Regions from separate parts of the Homo sapiens genome. Here region 1 is linked to region 2. A link is an interaction called in ENCODE POLR2A ChIA-PET data of the cell type or tissue named here. Cell type or tissue: OCI-LY7. All regions are shown on one strand. Each heading gives the region's core, and the rest is flanking DNA. Links, peaks and the distances in the headings are about the cores only. Region 1 has its middle 15 kb from the start of CD5L. Region 2 overlaps FCRL1 (Fc receptor like 1).

Region 1 (2,839 bases), core at 1-2,500, 50 kb before region 2:
TTGCACTAAATCTATAGATCAATTTAGGGAGAATAGATTCCTAACATTTTTGAATATGCCTATCTACAAATAAGGTATAACTCCCCATTTATTTAGGTTTTAAATTTCTCTCAGTGATGCTTTGACATTGTCAGTGCAGCAGTTTTGTACATATTTCATTAGATCATTTCCTAGGTACTTAATATATGTTGATGCTATTGTAAATGGTGTTGTTTTGAAATGTTATTTCCCATTTCTTTGCTCCTAACCTATTAAAAGGAAATTGACTTTGTATTTTGCCCTCAAATCCTCCAATTTTGATAAATTATTATTTCTGATAGGTTTTTTTGATAAATGTCATATATTTTCTATCAACATAACTAAGTTGTCTTCAAATAATGGCAGTTTTACCTCTTTATTTTTCCAATTTTTATGACTTTTATAATTTTTGTCTTTTCACGTTGCACTGGCAAGGGCAGATAACACAATGTAGAATACAGGCAGTGAGAATAGAATTTATTGATTCTTTCCTAATCTTAGTGTGATAACTATAGGTTCTTCATCATTATCCTTTCTCAACTTAAAAAATTTCTTTCATTTTTAGTTTATTGAGAGTTTTTTTGTTTTATTTTGTTTTAAATCATGAATAAAGGCTGAATAAAGCTATTAAGATGATTCAACCCTCTAGGCCTTGCTCTCCTAGAGTTTATTGGAATAAAGAATGCTTAATTTGTGTTCCATGAACACATATAGGTTACCCATGTGAGAGAGCCAACTTTTGGAAAGAAGTGAACATACCTTAGCAGAGAGAAGTTGCACGAGTTTTGCTTGTTTAATATACCAGTTACATTACTTGTCAATGTTCAAGAAAGAAAACTGGGGTCCAAAGAGATTATCTAATTTGTTCAAGGTCACACAGTAAAGCAATATGTCAATATAATAGCTATTAACACTTGATATAATGTCCTTATAGAAAGCAGTGCAAAAAGAAGGCTGTAATACACACAGGGAAGATAGTCAAAGTGGATATTGGTGGTCGTGATTCCAGAAATCTACATTAATGCTCCCTGATCCAGTGCCCATAGCCACTATATCAAAATCTTCTCATTACATTGGGAAGTTAATGAAAAGCTGGGAAGACTCACTTACAGATTTGTGTTATGTCACAAGGTGTGGGTGAAAGATACCACAATGAGCTAGAAAGAATCAGGATCCAGGGTTCCAGAGGCAACTCTGACACTACCCCGCTGTGTGACACCTGCCAAGTCATTGCATCTTTCTTGCCTTCAGTTTCCATTTGAAGAGAAAGAAACTGAATTAGATTGAGTCCTTACTGAATGATTCACAGACTAGAAGCTGCCATCAGGCCCCCTTCAAAGCAGGGAAGGATAGTCATGAATGAACCATGAGGAAGGCTCTTTGCCTCAAAAATCTCTACTAATTTTTCTCTCTCTCCTCTTCTACCACACATCGTCCCCAGTATCAACAACATTTTCCTTCATTCAGGTCTGAAACTGGTCATTCTTCTTACAGAAGGAAAACTCCTGGGCTAGTTGATTTCTAAGTTTCCCTCCTACTCCAACACTCTGAATATGTGGAAGGATCTTTCATTTATACCTTGACCTTCTGTCATCTAGTTAAGGTCTATTAGTCATTTCAGTAAGTTTCACTTATTTTAGAGTAATAAAATTGCCTTCGTCATGGGGATATTGTACAAATGGGGCAAAAGGACTGCCCTGTTGCTACCAGCTGATACAAAAACATACACACTATCTCCCCCTTGCATCTGAAATTCAAGTCGTCATGCCCTAATGGGATGAAGCTTCTTAGTTTCCTTGGGCAGAAATTTCCCCAAGATTTCCCTAGTAGTCAGTTGCTTTGTTTAATTGCAGGAGGATGTAAATCTCATTGCTATTCTCAGCTACCTAACTGAGAAGACAATGTTCACCATTTGCTTGCCCTCTGACATTCAGATCAGACGTGCAGGTATGGCAAAGAGAGAGAATCTTCTGAGAGTGAATCAGTCTTACCCCTTTTCTTGCAGAGTCCCCACTACTAGATTCAACCTGGAAAAACAGTGTGCAGCCAGGTTTGTCTCCAGAGCTCCACTGTTATGACTCTTCAAAAAGATATGTTAAAGTTCTGACCCACAATACCTGTGAATGTGACTTAATTTGGAAATAGAGTCTTTGCAAAGGAAATCAAGTTAAGGTCAGTTTATTAGAGTAGACTCTAATTCGATATGACTGATATCCTTATGAAAACAGAAAACTTGACACAAATGATAGAGGTAATGCTGTATGAAGGTGGAGGCAGAGATTAGAATCATGCATCTACAAACCAAGAAACTTCTGTGGCTGCGAGATGCTAGAGGAGGCAAGAAAGGATCCTCCTTTAGAGGCTTCAGAGAGAGCATGGCCTTACCAAGACCTTGATCTCATTTTTGTTTTTTTCTTCCAAATTATATTTTAGGTTCAAGGGGTACATGTGCAGGTTTCCTATATAGGTAAGTTGTGTGTCACCAGAGGTTTGGTGTACAGATTATTTCATTGCCCAGGTAATAAGCATAGTACTCAAAAAATATTTTTTCAATCCCCACCCTCCTTCCACTTTACATCCTTGAATAGGCCCTAGTGTCTATTGTTCCCTTCTTTGTGTCCATGTGTACTCAGTGCTTAGCTCCCACTTATAAGTGAGAACATGTGGCATTGGGGTGGTTTTCTGTTCCTGTGTTCATTCACTTAGGATAATAGCCTCCAGTTCCACCCATGTTGCTGCAAAGGACATGATCTCGTTCTTTTTTTATGGCTGCATAGTATTCCATGGTATATATGTGCCACATTTTCTTTCTCCAGTCTAC
Region 2 (2,919 bases), core at 210-2,709:
CTCCTACCTAAGGAACTAATTATTCAAGTAAACATTTAACCTAAGAAAAAGTAAGTATCTCAAACCAAGCTTGGCTAAAATAAATAATAGTAATGACACAATATTTACTGAATAAGTAAATTCCAGGCACTAGTCTAAGCTCCTTAATCTTCACAAAAACTCTGTGAGGTAGGTACCACAATTATCTACACTTTACCGACAAGGAAACTAAAGCACAGAGAGGTGAAACATTTCTCCCACAGTCACACAGCTTGTAAGAGGAAGAGCCAGTACTCAAATCTGTGTCATCCAGCTACAAAGCCTCCATTTTCCCCAGAATTATTTTTTCTTGATCATTGAGCCATAATATTATGGTCAAGTCCTTGGGATAGAAGAGAATTTTTGGAGAAATTTGAATTCCTTTTCTGGACCTAAGCCTCCTCTGATCTGAAATTGGTAAACAAAGGGTCTCTATGCCTTGAGTATGAGGCTGTGCACTCTCCTTGCCTGACTCTGTTGTTCCCTTGAGAGAGTCAATCCAAAGCTGGATCCTCAAGACTTTTGAAAGGAGGCGGTGGGAATGGGAATGAGGAGCTTGAAGAAGGAGCTGCTAAGTAGTTAGCAAAGATGCCACCTCCTAGTCACAGACAACACAAGTCATTGGCAATTACTTTGTGATCATAAAAAAGAACGATGTGTTGTTCTGTGGGCAGGTGCTCTGTGGGTGATGCAGAATATGGGAAAAGGAGCAGAGAGAAAGAAGAAAAGAAGCAGGGGTAAGATAAGGAGGGAGGAAGAGAAGATGAAAGAAGGAAGGGGAGAAGAGAGAAAGAGGGAAAGAGGGAGGAAGAGAGAGATGCAGGGAGGGTCCAGGGGATGGAGGGTGTGGTGTTGGGGAAGCTCTCAAAGGATTTAAACTTTGGAGATTTGTGGGATTTGCTGCTCTGTACTGATCTCTGCTGAATTCTCTCCCAGCTCCACTCTGTGAACCTGCCGGTGAGTTGCACTTCCTTTTCTTCTTCAAGGTCTGTGGGTATTTTGTTACTTAGGTCAGCACAGGAGGCCTGCAGATTGCTGTCTTAGCAGCCCCTTCCTGCCCAAAACATATCAGGGTGACAGCTGCTGAGGTGTACAAACATCAGTGGCTCCCTTGGGCCTGGGCTGCTCTGTCTTCACATCAGTCTCTGCACCTGACACGTGTCTGCTCAGTGGGGTGAACAGGTCTTGCTCTGACCTTCTCAAGAACACAGTCTTACTTCCGGGAAGTCCCAGCACAGGGAGGGAGACACTGTTTGCACAAGGAAGGCAAAGGGTGCTGAAGATTCATGCTAGAAGCATCTCTGTCCTCCCAGCCTCAGGAGCTCCAATTCCCAGTTGTGCTTCTCAGCTGGGTGTGTCACCATGGGTGATGAAGGAAATGCCAAAATCACACATCCACGGAGAACATTAGAGAGAATCCTCCAGACATGTGTGGAATGAAGTAGTACTGCTGCCTCCTTCCTATTTTTAGCTCTCCTCTGCAGCCACACCTGTTACCCCAGCTCATTTTCTCTTTCGGACTCTGGTTTATGCAAACTTACTTCATTGCACTGGTCCTGATTCAAAGTCTTACCTTTACCAAAGAAGGAGAGTAAGCAATCCCTTTCCCCACGAAGGACTCTTCACTAGATCAAGCTCAATGATAAAATGTAAAAATTGCTATCTTGTGCAGAAAATACTAGCCACAGAGTTAAAAGAGATTGTCCTGCCACCTCAAGAACATCGGCTGCAAGTGCAAGTAGGGAACACAAGTTCCCAAGTTCCCTAGGAATTCCTGTGACCAGAAAGATTCAGAGAGATTCAGGGTCAATCTAGCCTTCTAGGTTCCTTATCTAATGTTTGTCCAAGTATAACTGATGACTTGTGTTAACACCATGCATGCCTTGTGTCTGGTCTCATCTTTACCCCTAAACCCAAGTGCCCAATCTCAGCCTAAGCAGAAATCCAAAGCCATATCAAAGATGAAGAAACCAAGTTTCTGTCACCAGGTATTTTCCAGATAGTCTCTGCTATCTAAGAATTATCTGAAACAAGCTCTGAGCTGTAAGACTGAGCTCCAGACCCTTGCAATCCACCCTGTCCAGTTTCCCACTTCATTACCACCCTAGCCCCATTGAGAATAGTGGGTTACAGATGCCCAAATGCTAAATGCCTTTCTTTTTTGAGACAGAGTCTCACTCTGTTGCCCAGGCTGGAGTGCAGTGGTGTGATCTCAGCTCACTGCTACCTCTGCCTCCTGGGTTCAAGTTATTCTCCTGCCTCAGCCTCTGGAGTAGCTGGGGACTACAAACTCATGCCACCACGCCTGGCTAATTTTTGTGTTTTTAGTAGAGAGAAGTTTTGCCGTGTTGGCCAGGCTGGTTTTGAACTCCTGACCTCAGGTGATCCACCAGGCTCGGCCTCCCAAAGTATTGGGATCACAGCCGTGAGCCACCACACCTGGCCTAAATGCCTTTTTATTTATTGCCCTGCCTAGCTCCAAGAGCTGTGCTACTGGTCAGTCTTCTGGGGACCACAGTTTTCCAAGGAAAGACAGTGACTCTAAGATATTCCATGCCTCAGGACAAAGCAAATATTCTGGTACTATGGATGGAACTGATGTTTAAAAGTTTCCAAAAACAAAAAAACACATTTCAGCCGAAAAGCTGAATTCCTAGTAATTCACCCTTTAGTAATCCAAAGCAATTGTCATTTTCATCTGGTAAGGAAAGAATAAAGTTTTGTCTTAGGGAAAGTATAATATTTTTCAAGGGGCAGAGGCTCTGAGGGTTGGATAAACAAATGCCCACACAGCCCATAGCTATTAGGGGTTGTGACATTTTTATGGGCTGCTGCAAGTTGGGGAGACGAGGAGAGAGCAGAGCACAATTTTATCATCTTATCACCAGAAAAGAGCCCCAG

Evidence for each region. Peaks named below come from ENCODE experiments on the same cell type or tissue, not always from the same donor. Only the 100,000 strongest peaks of a DNase experiment are listed, where the experiment ranks them.
Region 1: POLR2A ChIA-PET joins it to region 2 with 5 read pairs; 2 of 35 experiments call an interaction of 5 or more read pairs at or near these places.

The regions. Positions count from the first base shown.
Region 1 is chr1:157,855,199-157,858,037 of GRCh38, reverse strand. No RefSeq gene overlaps it. Among named protein-coding and RNA genes, the nearest start is that of CD5L, 15 kb to the right of the region's middle. In OCI-LY7, for the core only: no CTCF peak of the experiment used is centred there; no DNase peak of the experiment used is centred there.
Region 2 is chr1:157,805,158-157,808,076 of GRCh38, reverse strand. FCRL1 (Fc receptor like 1) reads left to right here. Exons shown (of 11, transcript NM_052938.5): 2 at 955-975. Among named protein-coding and RNA genes, the nearest start is that of FCRL1, 14 kb to the left of the region's middle. RefSeq lists enhancers at 1,368-1,417, 1,448-1,507. In OCI-LY7, for the core only: no CTCF peak of the experiment used is centred there; DNase peaks (open chromatin) are centred at 643, 1,156, 1,506 and 1,926; H3K4me3 peaks cover 2,352 bases; H3K27ac peaks cover 2,500 bases.